Regions from separate parts of the Homo sapiens genome. Here region 1 is linked to region 2. A link is a loop called in an ENCODE intact Hi-C map of the cell type or tissue named here. Cell type or tissue: PC-3. All regions are shown on one strand. Each heading gives the region's core, and the rest is flanking DNA. Links, peaks and the distances in the headings are about the cores only. Region 1 holds the start of LOC105377094 (a long non-coding RNA gene). Region 2 overlaps DCP1A (decapping mRNA 1A).

Region 1 (8,335 bases), core at 133-8,132, 72 kb after region 2:
AGGTGTTTGTAGTATTCTCTGATGGTAGTTTGTATTTCTGTGGGATTGGTGGTGATATCCCCTTTATCATTTTTTATTGTGTCTATTTGATTCTTCTCTCTTTTTTTCTTTATTAGTCTTGCTAGCGGTCTATCAATTTTGTTGATCCTTTCAAAAAACCAGCTCCTGGATTCATTGATTTTTTGAAGGGTTTTTTGTGTTTCTATTTCCTTCAGTTCTGCTCTGATTTTAGTTATTTCTTGCCTTCTGCTAGCTTTTGAATGTGTTTCCTCTTGCTTTTCTAGTTCTTTTAATTGTGATGTTAGGGTGTCAATTTTGGATCTTTCCTGCTTTCTCTTGTAGGCATTTAGTGCTATAAATTTCCCTCTACACACTGCTTTGAATGCGTCCCAGAGATTCTGGTATGTGGTGTCCTTGTTCTCGTTGGTTTCAAAGAACATCTTTATTTCTGCCTTCATTTCGTTCTGTACCCAGTAGTCATTCAGGAGCAGGTTGTTCAGTTTCCATGTAGTTGAGCGGCTTTGAGTGAGATTCTTAATCCTGAGTTCTAATTTGATTGCACTGTGGTCTGAGAGATAGTTTGTTATAATTTCTGTTCTTTTACATTTGCTGAGGAGAGCTTTACTTCCAACTATGTGGTCAATTTTGGAATAGGTGTGGTGTGGTGTTGAAAAAAATGTATATTCTGTTGATTTGGGGTGGAGAGTTCTGTAGATGTCTATTAGGTCCGCTTGGTGCAGAGCTGAGTTCAATTCCTGGGTATCCTTGTTGACTTTCTGTCTCGTTGATCTGTCTAATGTTGACAGTGGGGTGTTAAAGTCTCCCATTATTAATGTGTGGGAGTCTAAGTCTCTTTGTAGGTCACTCAGGACTTGCTTTATGAATCTGGGTGCTCCTGTATTCGGTGCATTAATATTTAGGATAGTTAGCTCCTCTTGTTGAATTGATCCCTTTACCATTATGTAATGGCCTTCTTTGTCTCTTTTGATCTTTGTTGGTTTAAAGTCTGTTTTATCAGAGACTAGGATTGCAACCCCTGCCTTTTTTTGTTTTCCATTGGCTTGGTAGATCTTCCTCCATCCTTTTATTTTGAGCCTATGTGTGTCTCTGCACGTGAGATGGGTTTCCTGAATACAGCACACTGATGGGTCTTGACTCTTTATCCAACTTGCCAGTCTGTGTCTTTTAATTGCAGAATTTAGTCCATTTATATTTAAAGTTAATATTGTTATGTGTGAATTTGATCCTGTCATTATGATGTTAGCTGGTGATTCTGCTCGTTAGTTGATGCAGTTTCTTCCTAGTCTCGATGGTCTTTACATTTTGGCATGATTTTGCAGCGGCTGGTACCGGTTGTTCCTTTCCATGTTTAGCGCTTCCTTCAGGAGCTCTTTTAGGGCAGGCCTGGTGGTGACAAAATCTCTCAGCATTTGCTTGTCTATAAAGTATTTTATTTCTCCTTCACTTATGAAGCTTAGTTTGGCTGGATATGAAATTCTGGGTTGAAAATTCCTTTCTTTAAGAATGTTGAATATTGGCCCCCACTCTCTTCTGGCTTGTAGGGTTTCTGCCGAGAGATCCGCTGTTAGTCTGATGGGCTTTCCTTTGAGGGTAACCCGACCTTTCTCTCTGGCTGCCCTTAACATTTTTTCCTTCATTTCAACTTTGGTGAATCTGACAATTATGTGTCTTGGAGTTGCTCTTCTCGAGGAGTATCTTTGTGGCGTTCTCTGTATTTCCTGAATCTGAACGTTGGCCTGCCTTGCTAGATTGGGGAAGTTCTCCTGGATAATATCCTGCAGAGTGTTTTCCAACTTGGTTCCATTCTCCACATCACTTTCAGGTACACCGATCAGACGTAGATTTGGTCTTTTCACATAGTCCCATATTTCTTGGAGGCTTTGCTCATTTCTTTTTATTCTTTTTTCTCTAAACTTCCCTTCTCGCTTCATTTCATTCATTTCATCTTCCATCGCTGATACCCTTTCTTCCAGTTGATTGCATCGGCTCCTGAGGCTTCTGCATTCTTCACGTAGTTCTCGAGCCTTGGTTTTCAGCTCTATCAGCTCCTTTAAGCACTTCTCTGTATTGGTTATTCTAGTTATACATTCTTCTAAATTTTTTTCAAAGTTTTCAACTTCTTTGCCTTTGGTTTGAATGTCCTCCCGTAGCTCAGAGTAATTTGATCGTCTGAAGCCTCCTTCTCTCAGCTCGTCAAAATCATTCTCCATCCAGCTTTGTTCCATTGCTGGTGAGGAACTGCGTTCCTTTGGAGGAGGAGAGGCGCTCTGCTTTTTAGAGTTTCCAGTTTTTCTGTTCTGTTTTTTCCCCATCTTTGTGGTTTTATCTACTTTTGGTCTTTGATGATGGTGATGTACAGATGGGTTTTCGGTGTAGATGTCCTTTCTGGTTGTTAGTTTTCCTTCTAACAGACAGGACCCTCAGCTGCAGGTCTGTTGGAATACCCTGCCGTGTGAGGTGTCAGTGTGCCCCTGCTGGGGGGTGCCTCCCAGTTAGGCTGCTCGGGGGTCAGGGGTCAGGGACCCACTTGAGGAGGCAGTCTGCCCGTTCTCAGATCTCCAGCTGCGTGCTGGGAGAACCACTGCTCTCTGCAAAGCTGTCAGACAGGGACACTTAAGTCTGCAGAGGTTACTGCTGTCTTTTTGTTTGTCTGTGCCCTGCCCCTAGAGGTGGAGCCTACAGAGGCAGGCAGGCCTCCTTGAGCTGTGGTGGGCTCCACCCAGTTCGAGCTTCCCGGCTGCTTTGTTTACCTAAGCAAGCCTGGGCAATGGCGGGCGCCCCTCCCCCAGCCTGGTTGCCGCCTTGCAGTTTAATCTCAGACTGCTGTGCTAGCAATCAGCGAGATTCCGTGGGCGTAGGACCCTCTCAGCCAGGTGTGGGATATAGTCTCGTGGTGCGCCGTTTTTTAAGCCGGTCTGAAAAGTGCAATATTCGGGTGGCAGTGACCCGATTTTCCAGGTGCGTTCGTCACCCCTTTCTTTGACTCGGAAAGGGAACTCCCTGACCCCTTGCGCTTCCCAGGTGAGGCAATGCCTCGCCCTGCTTCGGCTCGCGCACGGTGCGCGCACACACTGGCCTGCGCCCACTGTCTGGCACTCCCTAGTGAGATGAACCCGGTACCTCAGATGGAAATGCAGAAATCACCCGTCTTCTGCGTAGCTCACGCTGGGAGCTGTAGACCGGAGCTGTTCCTATTCGGCCATCTTGGCTCCTCCCCCTGGATCTGTGTTCTCATCTGAAAAAATAGGGTTGATATTACCTTCTTCCCAGGCTTACAGAAATTGAGAAATTGGCCACGTTGTGAAAAACGTGGGCCTTCCACTTAGTAAAAAGCTCAGTCAAGAACAAGATTCTCTTTCCTCTTCACAGCCCATAAATGATAGATTCGTTTTATAAGTACGGGACAGCCAGCACGACTCCTGGCAGCATGCATTAAGAATGTGGTAACTCCGCTGAAATGCTTGGCTCTGGAATTTGGGTCTGCCTTCCTGGAAACTCAAGCCTGACCTTTCACTGGTGGCCGCCCAGAGACCCCTCATCCTTGTCTGGGAAATGGATAGTGGCACCACAGTTCACATTTCCCAGTACATTGCCATCCACAACCCTCTGGATCCCTTAAACACATGCTAGCTGTCAAGAGAAGTAAAGGACAACAGAGTTTAGGACTGAAAAGTGCTGAGTCCAGGCATCTATGTTAACAAGTGAGGACATTTGTTAGCCAAGGACAAGTGCATATTGCTAGGCAATCAGAAGTTTTCCACTGAGCTGGTCCAGCACAGAGCTATAGCAATTTTTCTTATGTATATTTTCCTGAATGACTTTCAAAAGGCCTACAGCAGTGCAATCAGATGAAGGAGACTCACTAGTTAAGCCCACTGTCTCCCTATAATTAAGGCCACTATGAGGGGGAGAACCCAAATCTGATTTTGGAGCTTGTGCTAAGCCTAGAAAGCAAAGAAAAAGCCCTCTAGCGAGCAAAATAACACCTCTTTAAAAGCTAAATGTAATTTCAGAGTGCATCAGGTACACACCTATAAGTCCTGTGTCCCTATGCTCCAGGGTTTCTGTTGAAAGAATAACAAAAACAAGTGACAAGTAATTCTAGTCAGAGAAACAGAACGAAGGCAAAAAAAGAAAAGAAAAAAACAAACAGCAACAACAACAACAACAACAAAAACCAAACAAACCCCCAAAACAAAACCTCCCAAACAAAGAAACCCTCCCCTTGGCTGGGCGTGGTGGCTCACACCTATAATCCCAGCACTTTGAGAGGCCCAGGTGGATGGATCACGAGGTCGAGATCGAGACCATCCCGGCCAACATGATGAAACTCTGCCTGTACTAAAAATACAAAAATTAGCCGGGCGTGTAGGCGCGCGCCTGTAATCCCAGCTACTCGGGAGGCTGAGGCAGGAGAATCGCTTGAACTCGGGAGGCAGAGTTTGCAGTGAACTGAGATCGCACCACTGCACTCCAGCCTGGCGACAGAGCACGACTCCGTCTCAAAAAACAAAAAACAAAGGAGAAAACCCCCTCCCTTAAACTTCCTAACATCTCCTCCTAACACTGGAAGGCGGGAACTTCTGTGAATTTGCTTCAGCTGCATAACCAGGCTCTTAATGCGCAGCAGGGTCGCCATCTTGCCGGTCTGCAAGGGCTTCGGTTCTCTGCTTCTTGCTCTAACATTCAGTGACTCAGCAGAGAGGGGGGCTTATGCTGAAGAAGGTGTTTAGTCTCTGAGTGATGAGGTTAGCGATGGTGTGGGGTACAGGGAAGAGAAGGTCTTAGAGGTGAGAACATGTTACGGTTACTATCTTCTGTCCCTCTTTTCTTCGCCTTGTCATTAAATAGTGCAGAAAAAGAGTCAGCTTTTGGAAGTGTTTGAAAATAGCCTTTTAATGTTTTAGGCAGCTGACTAAACTCTTGTTCAGAGCGGACTTTGGACCAGAAAATGGAATCATCACCTGGGGAAAAGGGAAATTAAAGGCTGTTTTAATTATGTGAAGAAAAACATTGATACAGTACTTTGCTGTTACTTAACGGTAATGCTATTTGCAGACTCCCTTACAATGAGGAAATCAGCCTTCTTAGGAAGGAAGAGGCTTTTTTTTTTGAGACGGAGTCTCACTCCTGAAGCCCAGGCTGGAATGCAGTGGTGCCATCTCGGCTCACTGCAACCTCCACCTCCTGAGTTCAAGTGATCCTCCCACCTCAGCCTCCCAAGTAGCTGGGATTACAGATGCCCACCACCACGCCTGGCTAATTTTTGTATTTTTAGTCGAGATGGGATTTTGCCATGTTGGCCAGGTGGGTCTTGAACTCCTGGCCTCAAGTGATCTGCCTGTGTTGACCTCCCAAAGTGCTGGGATTATAGGCGTGAGCCACTGTATCTGGCCAGAAGATGATTCTTAAGGCACCTCAGAAAAGGATACCCTAATTAGAATGGAAGATTTGAAAGATGGTAGAATAAAGGATTTTCTATATGGAGTGTTTTTTGCCCACCCCAAAGCCACAGAGTAAATTTTGTCTGCTCCTAAGGTTAATTATATTTCTGAAAGAAGTGATTAGTTGATGAGATGAATCCTGTATCCCCTCCACCACTCTTCACCGTATCCAAGTCTGGACTTCCCTTTGGTTTGGTTTTGTTTTCAGTGTAAGATGAGTGTCAAGTATCATTGTATAATATAAGTCAAATCTTAATTTAAATGTCTTTTTGTTGATCAGCCTTGTCAATGGAAAAGTTAATTCTCTAAAAAAACTGAAAGAAAATATTTCAGGGTTTTCAGATTTTCTGTGCTAATTGAACTTATACTGATATACCCACAAATAGCCAACTTAGCTGAGATTTGGCATATATGTTAAAAGTAAGAATGAATTAAAAGCATGTTGTGACACTGCTGGTAATGTAGATATACTTGGTATAGCAAAATCGGGGGACTAAATCATTATTGCAATGCTTTTTTTTTTTTGAGATGGAGTCTTGCTCTGTCTCCCAGGCTGGAGTGCAGTGGCGCAATCTACGCTCACTGCAAGCTCTGCCTCCCGGGTTCACGCCATTCTCCTGCCTCAGCCTCCCCAGTAGTTGGGACTACAGGCGCCCACCACCACGCCCGGCTAATTTTTTTTGTATTTTTAGTAGAGACGGGGTTTCACCATGTCGGCCAAGATGGTCTCGATCTCCTGACCTTGTGATCCGCCCGCCTCAGCCTCCCAAAGTGCTGGGATTACAGGCTTGAGCCACCGCGCCCGGCCCTATTGCAATGCTTTTTTACCTGGGGCCTGTGGATGGTCCTTAGAAGTTCTAATGAATGCCTTGGTATTGAAGGCAAGATTTTAGGTGTCTGTGCTTTTGTCACCGGAGAGGATTGGTAGCTTTCATCAGATTTTCAACAAAAGGGTCCGTGTCTCACAAAAAAGTTAAGAACCACAGACATTTGAACATACTCTGTACATTGGACTTAAAAAAAATTGATCAAAAGTAACTTACCCTAGCATCCATATCTTCTCTTTCCACTCTGAAAGGCTTAGAATATTAGATATTATAAGATGTACAACTTAACTTTCTATTTAGAATTTTAAATCCCAATGCAATGGCTATAAAAATTATTTCATGAATAAAGAAAGTCTGTAAAAATGAGACACAGTGGGGCCTGGCGTGGTGGCTCATGCCTGTAATCCTAACACTTTGGGAGGCCAGTGCAGGCTGACCACTTGAGGTCAGGAGTTTGAGACCAGCCTGGCCAACATGGTGAAATCCCATCTCTACTAAAAATACAAAAATTAACTGGGAGTGGTGGCATGTGCCCGTAGTCCCAGCTACTCGGGAGGCTGAGGCAGGAGAATTGCTTGAACCCAGGAGGCAGAGGTTGCATTGAGCTGGGATCATGCCACTGCACTCCAGCCCGGGCGACAGAGTGAGACTCCATCTAAAAAAAAAAAAAAAGAGACATATTGCTTTTGACTATGGGATGGTCTTAATAATGTGGATGAAAATTTTCCTGAGATCTGGTGGACTATGTGGAGGAAGAGGGTGTGTTGGATGGCCCCAGTAGTGCTGTGGGTGAAAAATGTCACCTGGACGCCACTGGGAGGCGCTGTGGTACAGGGAGTGACAGGAACCCAGTGTCTACTATTGCCTCAGCTTCCAACTCCCGGGAGACCTTGGACAGGTCACTTAATGTCACTCTGGGTCAATTTTGTTATCTGCAAAATAAAGTATTCTTTTCTCAATGTGTTTCGATGAGACTAAGATATGACAAATGGCAAAGCGCTTTTCTTTTTTTCTTTGAGACGGAGTTTCGCTCTGTCGCCCAGGCTGGAGTACAGTGGCGCGATCTTGGCTCATCACAACCTCTGCCTCCCAGGTTCAAGCGATTCTCTTGCCTCAGCCTCCCGAGTAGCTGGGATTACAGGCGCACACCACCACACCTGGCTAATTTTTGTATTTTTAATAGAGATGGGGTTTCACCATGTTGGTCAGGCTGGTTTCAAACTCCTGACCTCAGGTAATCTGCCCGCCTCGGCCTCCCAAAGTGCTGGGATTACAGGCATGAGCCACCTGCATGGCCTGGCAAAGCACTTTTTAAAACGTGCACCATGACCGTTAAAATAAATATGTAGATAAAAATTGCCAAGATATATTAAGACTGAGGTGCAGAGTAGTAATTTATAGCATGATGGGTTTTGTGTATGAATTTTTACTCAAACATATAGGTGATATATGCAATTTTTTTCTAGAAAAATAAAGAGCTGTGGTTATCTTTACGGAATAGACTAGGACAGGGGAGGGAGGCTTTACTCTTCATTTTATTATTTCTATTAAAAATATTAACAGGGGGCCACTGCTGTGGTTCCTGCCTGTAGTCCCAGACTTGGGAGGCTGAGGTGGGAGGAGCTCAGGAGTTTGAGGCTGCAGTCAGCTGTGATGGTGACACTGCACTCCAGCCTGGGCAACACAGTAAGATCCTGTCTTAAAATATATATATATAAGCCGGGTGCAGTGGCTCATACCTGTAATCTCAGCACTTTGGGAGGCTGAGGCGGGCAGATCTCCTGAGTCCAGGAGTTAGAGACCAGCCTGGCCAACATGGTGAAACCCTGTCTCTACAAAAAATACAAAAATTAGCCAGTTGTGGTGGTGTGAGCCTGTAATTCCAGCTACTCAGGAGGCTGAGACACGAGAATCGCTTAGCCCGGGAGGTGGAGGTTGCAGTGAGCCAAGACTGTGTCACTGCACTCCAGCCTGGGCGACAGAGTGAGACCCTACCACAAACACACACAAAAAATTAAAAAAAAATCATATATATGAAGTATA
Region 2 (8,335 bases), core at 215-8,214:
TGAGCAGCTGGGATTATAGGCGTGCGTCACCACATCCAGCTAATTTTTGTATTTTTTGTAGAGACAGGATTCACCATGTTGCCCGGGCTGGTCTCAAACTTCTTCTGACCTCAGGTGATCTGCGTGCCGCGGCCTCCCAAAGTGCTGGGATTACAGGCATGAGCCACCGCGCCCGGCCCACCATGTGGTCTTAATAGCAAGCATGGAGTACCAAACAAAAATTCATTAAATGCTCCTGGAATATCATATCCCACAATGCAAGACAACAACAAAACACCTGGTAAGATAACCAAGGCTAGGCTATTATAAACCTCCTGGTCACTCCCAATGCAAAGAATCATCAAGGACACAGCTGTCTGGTAATATTTCAAACCCATTCCATCTAGGTCAAAATAGACAACAAATTCTCCCTTGGGACAGACTTCTCTGTCCAGGCCACATAGCTGCAGACATGTTCACAGGTTCCATTTACTACACTGAACACTGTGACTTAGTCACTTGTGAATTCATGGCATCATAAATGTCTACTGACAGCACAATAGACATTTATCTCCCTATTTTAAAAAACTGTAGTAAAATATACATAAAACTTACCATTTTAACCATATTTAAGTGTAAAATTCAGTGGCCTTTAGTATATTCATGTTGTTGTTTTTAAGGTTCATCCGTGTTCCAACATGTATCAGAACTTCACTTATTTTTATGGCCGAATAATGTTCCAATGCATGTATATATGACATTTATTTATCCATTCATCCATTAATGGACACTGGAGTTCTTGAGATGTTTCCACCTTCTAGCTAGTGCAAATACTGCTGCTATAAAGACTGGTGTGGAAGTATCTGTTTGAATGTCTGTTTTCAATTCTTTTGGGTATATACCCAGGAGCAGAATTGCTGGGTCATATAGTAATTCCAAGTTTAACTTTTTGAGGAATCACCGAACTGTTTTTTTCCATAGTGCCTGAACCATTTTACATTATCACCAGCAATCCAACATGGTTGCCAGTATACAGCAGTATATGAGGTAACAGAGTATATGGAGCATTTTCCATATACTCTCCAACACTTGTGATGTTCCATTTTAATGATATTAGCCATCCTAATGAGTATGAAGTGATACTTCAGTGTGGTTTGAATTTGCATGTCCCTAATGACTAATGATGTGGAGCATCTTTTCATGTGCTTATTGGCCATTTGTATACCTTATATGGAGATTCCTATTAAAATCTTTTACCCAGTTTTGAATTGGGTTAATTCCTTTTTATACACATTATATGTTTAGAAAACAAATGGGTCAGGTTTCTTAGCAAAAAAAAGTATTGGAAAACAACACTAATTCTTTTTTTTTTTTTTTTAATTTTTGAGATGGAGTCTTGCTGTCACCCAGGCTGGAGTGCAGTGGTGTGATCACGGCTCACTGCAACCTCCACCTCCTGGGTTCAAGTGATAGTCCTGCCTCAACGTCCCAAGTAGCTGGGAATGCAGACATGCACCACCACGCTCAGTTAATTTTTGTATTTTTAGTAGAGATGGCATTTCACCATGTTGGCCAGGCTGTTCTTGAACTTCTGACCTCAGGTGATCTGTCTGCCTCGGCTCCCAAAGTGCTGGGATTACAGCCACCGTGCCTGGCCAACAAGACTAATTCTTATTAATGCAAATTAAACAGCTCATAACCACCCCATTCTATTACAGACATATGTATACAAACACACAAACCAATATTTAGGTATAAACTACTTTGAAAAACAGAGATCAGATTGGGTCTATGTTGCAGAAATTTAAGAAAAGGAATAATCAAATGGCAGGACATGGAGAAACCTCATCACAAAATACACCTGAGGCATAATCCAGACAGCAATTTTTCCTTGTCCAGTGAAACATAAATTAACTTTGAACAGCCAAAAATCTACTTTAAGTCAGGCAGAGTGCCTCATGCTTATAATCTCAGCACTTTGGCAGGCCTAGGCGGAAGCATTGCTTGAAGCCAGGAGTTTAAGATCAGCCTGGTCAACATATTGAGACCCTGCCTCTACAAAAAATTTAAAAATTAGCTGCACAAGGTGGTGTGCACCTGTGGTCCTGGCTGCTTGGGAGGCTGAGGCAGGAGGATTGTTTAAGCCCAAGAGTTTGAGGTTACAGTGAGCTATGATCAGGCCACTGCAATCTAGCCTGGGCAACAGAGTGAGACGTTGTCTCTACAAACACACACACCTACTTTAAATTAAAATATGAAACCACCATATGGTAGAACCCTGACCCCTGACTTTAAAAGCAGCAGAAAGTTTCTAGATTCTCTATGCTGCCTCCCTATAACTACTGCGAGGCCAGACAGATTCTCTAACTTTCTCTAGAATGGGGAGTATGGTAAAGCATTACAGTTTTGGAGGTTTTCTCATATAAGAGAGAATAAACGAATTTGTGATGGTAATAATGAATCATCATACACAGAATGCTTACTATGTGGGAGGCGATATGCTAAGCACTTTACATGTATTACTCTATTCATCTGCTAGAGTAGGTAAATTATTATTGCTACTTTATAGATGATGCCCAAATACAACAAAAGAACCAGACTCCAACTCAGTTCTAACAATACAGTCTACATTCTTAAGCAGTGTGCCACCATATGGAGATGTCAATTCAGCAAAGTATAGGTTACCTAATCACCTGGATGGTGATACTTACCTCCGGAAAACAGGTACAGCTAAGGTTTGAATAACTGAGGTGGCTACAGATCAAAATGCATCAACGTTTGGAAATACTATCATTTGGCACAAACCATGTTTTGGTCAATGATGGACTGCATATACAACAGTGGTCCCATAAGAATATAATATTGTGTTTTTACTAAACCTTTTCTATGGTTAAATATACAAATACCAGTGTGTTACAAGTGCCTATAATACGCAGTGCAGTAATGTGCTGCACAGGTCTGTAGCCTAGAAGCCATAGGCTATCCCATCGAGCCTAGGTGTTAGTAGGCAATGCCATCTTGGTTTCTTGGTTTGTGAAAGTATAAATACACTCTATGATGTTCGGAGAATGAAATCGCCTAATGACACATTTCTCAGAAAGTATTCCCATTGTTAAATGACACATGATTATACCTAACTGGTTGAATTTGTCATAGGAGCCTGGGTGAGCAGAATATTTCTCTTCACACAAATTCCCAAAAGTTTCACAGTCTCTGCATTCTTTTCTGTTTCTGATAAGAAAAACTGGTTGCCCTCCTCTAGTAGCTGGGCTTATTTATTCATGAATTAACCTTCCATCATCCACAGAAAAGGTAAAATGTTATTCTTTCCTCATGCTTGAACATGCTTCAAGTTAGGATTCTGAGTTTTTTAATACTTCATGTAGATCAAGTGTTAGTCTGACCGTTTAGCTCAGGAAATGGCATTCAGCGAGCAACAGCATGTACAGCACAGGACAAAATTATCATCTTCAGCATCAGGTTTAATATGGTTCACTCCTCATCCCACGGAGAATTGATGTTTAGAGAATTTTACATGTCTGTTTGGAGCTACTGGTCACTGCAGTGGGCACACTATAAGATAGGCACTATTCTTGAACATAGGAAACAAACAATAACAAAATACACTACAGAAACAATCCCAAGAAAAGTTTAAACAAGTGAATTATGCAACTGAAATGGAATGTAATACTATTAAGGCTTGACAGCAGTACTTGCTCCTCAGCACTAGATGGCAGTGTTACTAAACAAATGTAGTATCTGCCTGTGGCGGCTGATGATAAATTTAAACTAACTTTAGTCAATCACATGACTTCTGACAATATCCAGATCTCAGTATTTCATAAAATTTTGTCACTATAACCTAAATAATGGAGTCTTCCTCCCACCCCGAGATGGAGTCTTGCTCTGTCGCCCAGGCTGGAGTGTGGTGGCACGATCTTGGCTCACTGCAACCTCCCCCTCCTGGGTTCAAGCAATTCTCCTGCCTCTGCCTCCTGAGTAGCTGGGATTACAGGCGTATGCCATCACGCCCGGCTACTTTTTGTATTTTTAGTAGAGACAGGGTTTCACCATGTTGGCCAGGCTGGTCTCAAACTCCTGACCTCATGATCTGCCTGTCTCGGCCTCCCAAAGTGCAAAGTGCTGGGATTACAGGTGTGAGCCTCCATGCCCGACCAAACGTGAAGTTTTAAAAGTATATGAAAAATGACGGAATAACACATCAGCACTGTCTGTACCACTTGAGTTCTGTATGTCTACAGACGCAGTGCTATTGTTGAAAGGCTTAGCATCTATGGCTTGTCACACTCATTTTTCATCTTTCAATGGACAGTGCTTTATGACTTTTTTTTTTTTTTTGAGATGGAGTTTCACTCTTGTTGGCCAGGCTGGAGTGCAATGGCACAATCTCAGCTTACTGCAACCTCCGCCTCCCGGGTTCAAGCGATTCTCCTGCCTCAGCCTCTCAAGTAGCTGGGATTACAGGCATGTGCCACCACCCCTGGCTAATTTCTTTTCTATTTAGTAGAGATGGGGTTTCACCATGTTGGTCAGGCTGGTCTTGAACTCCTGACCTCAGGTGATCCACTTGCCTTGGCCTCCCAAAGTGCTAGGATTACAGGCGTGAGCCACTGTGCCTGGCTGATTCTTTTTTTTGTTGTTGGATTTTTGAAACAGGGTCTCCCTTGGTCGCCCAGGCTGGAGTGCAGTGGTGCGATCTTGGCTCACTATAACCTCCACCTCCTGGTTTCAAGTGATCCTCCCACTTTAGCCTCCTGAGTAGCTGTGATTACAGGCGTGCACCACCACACCCGGCTAATTTTTGTATTTTTATTAGAGACAGGGTTTCACCATGTTGGCCAGGCTGTTCTCAAACTCCTGGACTCAAGGGATCCGCCTGCCTCCACTTCCCAAAGTCCCGAGATTACAGGTGTGAGTCACCATGCCTGACCTTATAATTCTTAAGTCATTTTTTTCTGGTCCATTTCTTCCTTAGGGTCTCACAACAAATCTGCATTAGGCGGTACAATAATCCTTAACTTCATGATTCACAAAAGGAAGATGAAGTGATTCATGATTTAGAAAGGGGAAGTAGTAAGCCCACTGCACACTCCTGGATGATGATCCTAAATCCAGATACAGTAAAAATGGGGTATGGGAAGGTAGAATACAAAATTTGGTTTAAATTAATTATCTAAATATCTAAAAACATTTTTGGATACATTGTTGATGTGAATGTAAGACTGTACAGACTTCCTAGAAAACAGTTTGGTGGTTTCTTTCTTTTTTTTTTGAGACAGGGTTTTGCTCTTGTTGCCCAGGCTGGAGTGCAATGGCATGACCTCAGCTCACTGCAACCTTTGCCTCCCAGGTTCAAGCGATTCTCGTGCCTCAGCCTCCCGAATAGCTGGGATTCAGGTACCACCACCACCATGCCCGTCCAATTTTTGTATTTTTAGTAGAGACGGGGTTTCACCATGTTGGTCAGGCTAGTCTCGAACTCCTGACCTCAAGTGATCCACCCGCCTTGGCCTCCCAAGGCAGTTTCTTATTAAACTAAAACATGCAATACCAAATGACCTGACATTTGCACTCCTGGGCATTTATCTCAGAGAAATGAAGATTTATGTTCACATAAAAACCTGTACATAAATGTTCATAGGAGCTTTATTTGTAATAACCCAAAACTGAAAACAATCTAGATGTTCTTCAGTAAGTGAGTTGCCAAAAACAGTTAAACAAATTTTAGTACTTGCGTATCATGTAATACTCTCAGTAATAAAAGGAAACAAACTTGATACATGTAACAACTTCAGTGAAATGTTCAGGAATTATGCTGAGTGAAGAAAGACAATCTCAAGAGGTTATATATATGATTCCATTTATATAATATTCTTGAAATGACATTATAGAACTGGAAAATGGATTAATAGTTGCCAGGGCTAAACGATGGCGGGATCGGGGAGGCAGAGGTAGACGCAGAGGCAGAATAGGGTATGACAGGGAAGTCAGTGTGTTTATGAAAGGGCAAAACATCTTGGGGGTGATGAAAATATTTAGCATCTTGACTGTGGTAGTGGATATACAAAAAGCTATACATGAGATAAAATTACACAGAACTGAATATACACACAACAAAGGAAATCTGAACAACATGTGTGGATTGTGTTAATATCCTGGTTGTCATATCGTACTATATTTTGCAAAATGTTATCAATGGGCAAATGGGTAATGGGTACATAGGATCTTTCTGCATTATTTCTTACAACTGCATATAAATCTGTAATTATCTCAAAACAAAAAGTCTACTTAAAAACCTACGGATTTTATTTGATATCTGTTCTTTTATCAGACTATCAGTTATAAAGAGAACTAATTCAACAAATATTTACAGTGCTACATGCTAAGGATACAGCAATGAACAAGGCTCATAAAACTGCCCTTCTTTCCCGTAAGAGACAGCTTAAAAACAAAAAAACAAAACTGTTTTACATGGTGCTTATATTTTGGTGGGCAGGAGACAGACAAAAAACAAAAACAGAAACCATCTTAGCTGGTTAGAAACCTTAGTGAGAAAATAAAGTACAGTAAGAGGATGGAGGTGAGGAAGGGTTGTTTTATTTTATTTATTTACTTATTTATTTTGAGCCAGAGCCTTGCTCTGTCGCCTAGGCTGGAGTGCAGTGGCGCAATCACGGCTCACTGCAACCTCCACCTCCCGGGTTCAAGCAATTTCTCCTACCTCAGCTTCCCGAATAGCTGGGATTACTGGTGTCTATTACCACACCCGGCTAATTTTGTATTTTTAGTAGAAACGGGGTTTCGCCATGTTGGCCAGGCTGGTCTCGAACTCCTGACCTCAGGTGATCTGCCTGCCTTGGCCTCCTGAAGTGCTGGGATTACAGGCATGAGCCACTGCACCTGGGAGTTTTATTTTATTTTTAAATTAAATTAAATTAAATTAAATTTTTGAGACAGGGCCTTGCTCTGCTACCCAGGCTGGAGTGCAGTGGTGTGATCATGGCTCACTGCAATCTCAAACCTCCTGAGCTCAAGCGAGGCTCCTACCTCAGCCTCCCAATTAGCTGGGACCACAGGTGCATGACATCACGTCTGGCTAATTTTAAAATTTGTTTCTAGAGAAGGGGTCTCACTATGCTGCCCAGGCTGGTCTCTAACTCCTGGGCTCAAGTGATCCTCCTGCCTTGGCCTCCCAAAGAGCTGAGATTACAGACGAGAGCCACTGTGCCTGTCCAAGGGGTGTTACTGTTATTATTTTTTTCTTCCTTGAGACAGAGTCTTACTCTGTTGCTCAGACTGGAGTGCACTGGTGCAATCTCGGCTCACTGCAACCTCTGCCTCCAGGGTTCAAGCCATTCTGGTGCTGCAGCCTCCTGAGTAGCTGGCATTACAGGCACGTGCCACCACACCCAGCTAATTTTTGTATTTTTAGTAGAGACAGGGTTTCGTCAATTGGCCAGGCTGGTTTCAAACTCCTGGGCTCAAGCGATCTGCCTGCCTCAACCTTCCAAAGTGCTGGCGTTATAGGTGTGAGCCACTGTGCCTAGCCAAGGGTTATTTTAAATAGGGTAGTCAGAGAAGGCCTGACTTATGGAGGACATATGAGGCTTGAGGGAGTAAAGGGAGCAAGCCCTATCTGGGAGGAAAGTATTACAGGCCAAGGGAACAAGTGCAAAGGCCTGTCTCGAGGCAGGAACATATCTGGCACATTTGGGGAAAGACAAGAGAGCCAATGGGACTGGAGCCAGGTGAGCAATGCAGAGTGACAGATGAGGCCTGGGGTAGAGGGGCCAGATAAGGTAGGGCCTCGTGGGCCACTGTCATGATCCTGGCTATGATTTGAGTGAGCTCGGACACTGCTGGAGGGTTTTAAGCAGAGGAGTGCCATGATCTGACTTATGTTTTGCAAGGATTACTCTGGCTGTTGGGTTAAGAATAGGTAAGAAGCAACCAGGGAGCAAAAGATGGGAAACCAGGTAGCAGGCTACTGCAAAATCCAGATTAAACAGTTACTCGGATCATGACCTAGGAGGATGTCATTATGTTGCTGCACATTTGAACCTTGACACAACTGACAAATCAAACTTGCACTCATTAGAATCCTTACTGAATGTTACTCTTTGTTACTTAGGACAAAGCTAGAGCTTTAGCTGTACAAACCTTATCCTGTGACCCGGAGGGCATTTCTTCTAGAGTCTCGGTGCTTCCCAGATTGGAGAGCTGAGTGCTTGGCTGTAACCCAGGGCTGGAGATATTTGAGTCACCCATCTGATTCTTTAAAAAGTTAAAAGAAAAAAATATATCTTGTGAAAAAAATTTGCTATTATTTGGCTCA

What was found. Peaks named below come from ENCODE experiments on the same cell type or tissue, not always from the same donor. Only the 100,000 strongest peaks of a DNase experiment are listed, where the experiment ranks them.
Region 1: it touches region 2 in a loop (8-fold over the local background); 6 of 110 quality-filtered maps call a loop at or near these places.

What each region holds. Positions count from the first base shown.
Region 1 is chr3:53,368,087-53,376,421 of GRCh38, forward strand. It overlaps LOC105377094 (a long non-coding RNA gene), which reads right to left and starts at 3,187. Exons shown (of 3, transcript XR_940847.3): 1 at 3,142-3,187. RefSeq lists an enhancer at 2,378-3,003 and a silencer at 7,148-7,197. In PC-3, for the core only: a CTCF peak has its summit at 7,108 (motif pointing right); a DNase peak (open chromatin) is centred at 7,115; H3K4me3 peaks cover 309 bases; H3K27me3 peaks cover 637 bases.
Region 2 is chr3:53,296,017-53,304,351 of GRCh38, forward strand. It overlaps DCP1A (decapping mRNA 1A), which reads right to left. Exons shown (of 10, transcript NM_018403.7): 6 at 8,161-8,274. Among named protein-coding and RNA genes, the nearest start is that of SNORD38C, 33 kb to the right of the region's middle. RefSeq lists an enhancer at 5,649-5,818. In PC-3, for the core only: a CTCF peak has its summit at 3,692 (motif pointing right); a DNase peak (open chromatin) is centred at 3,725.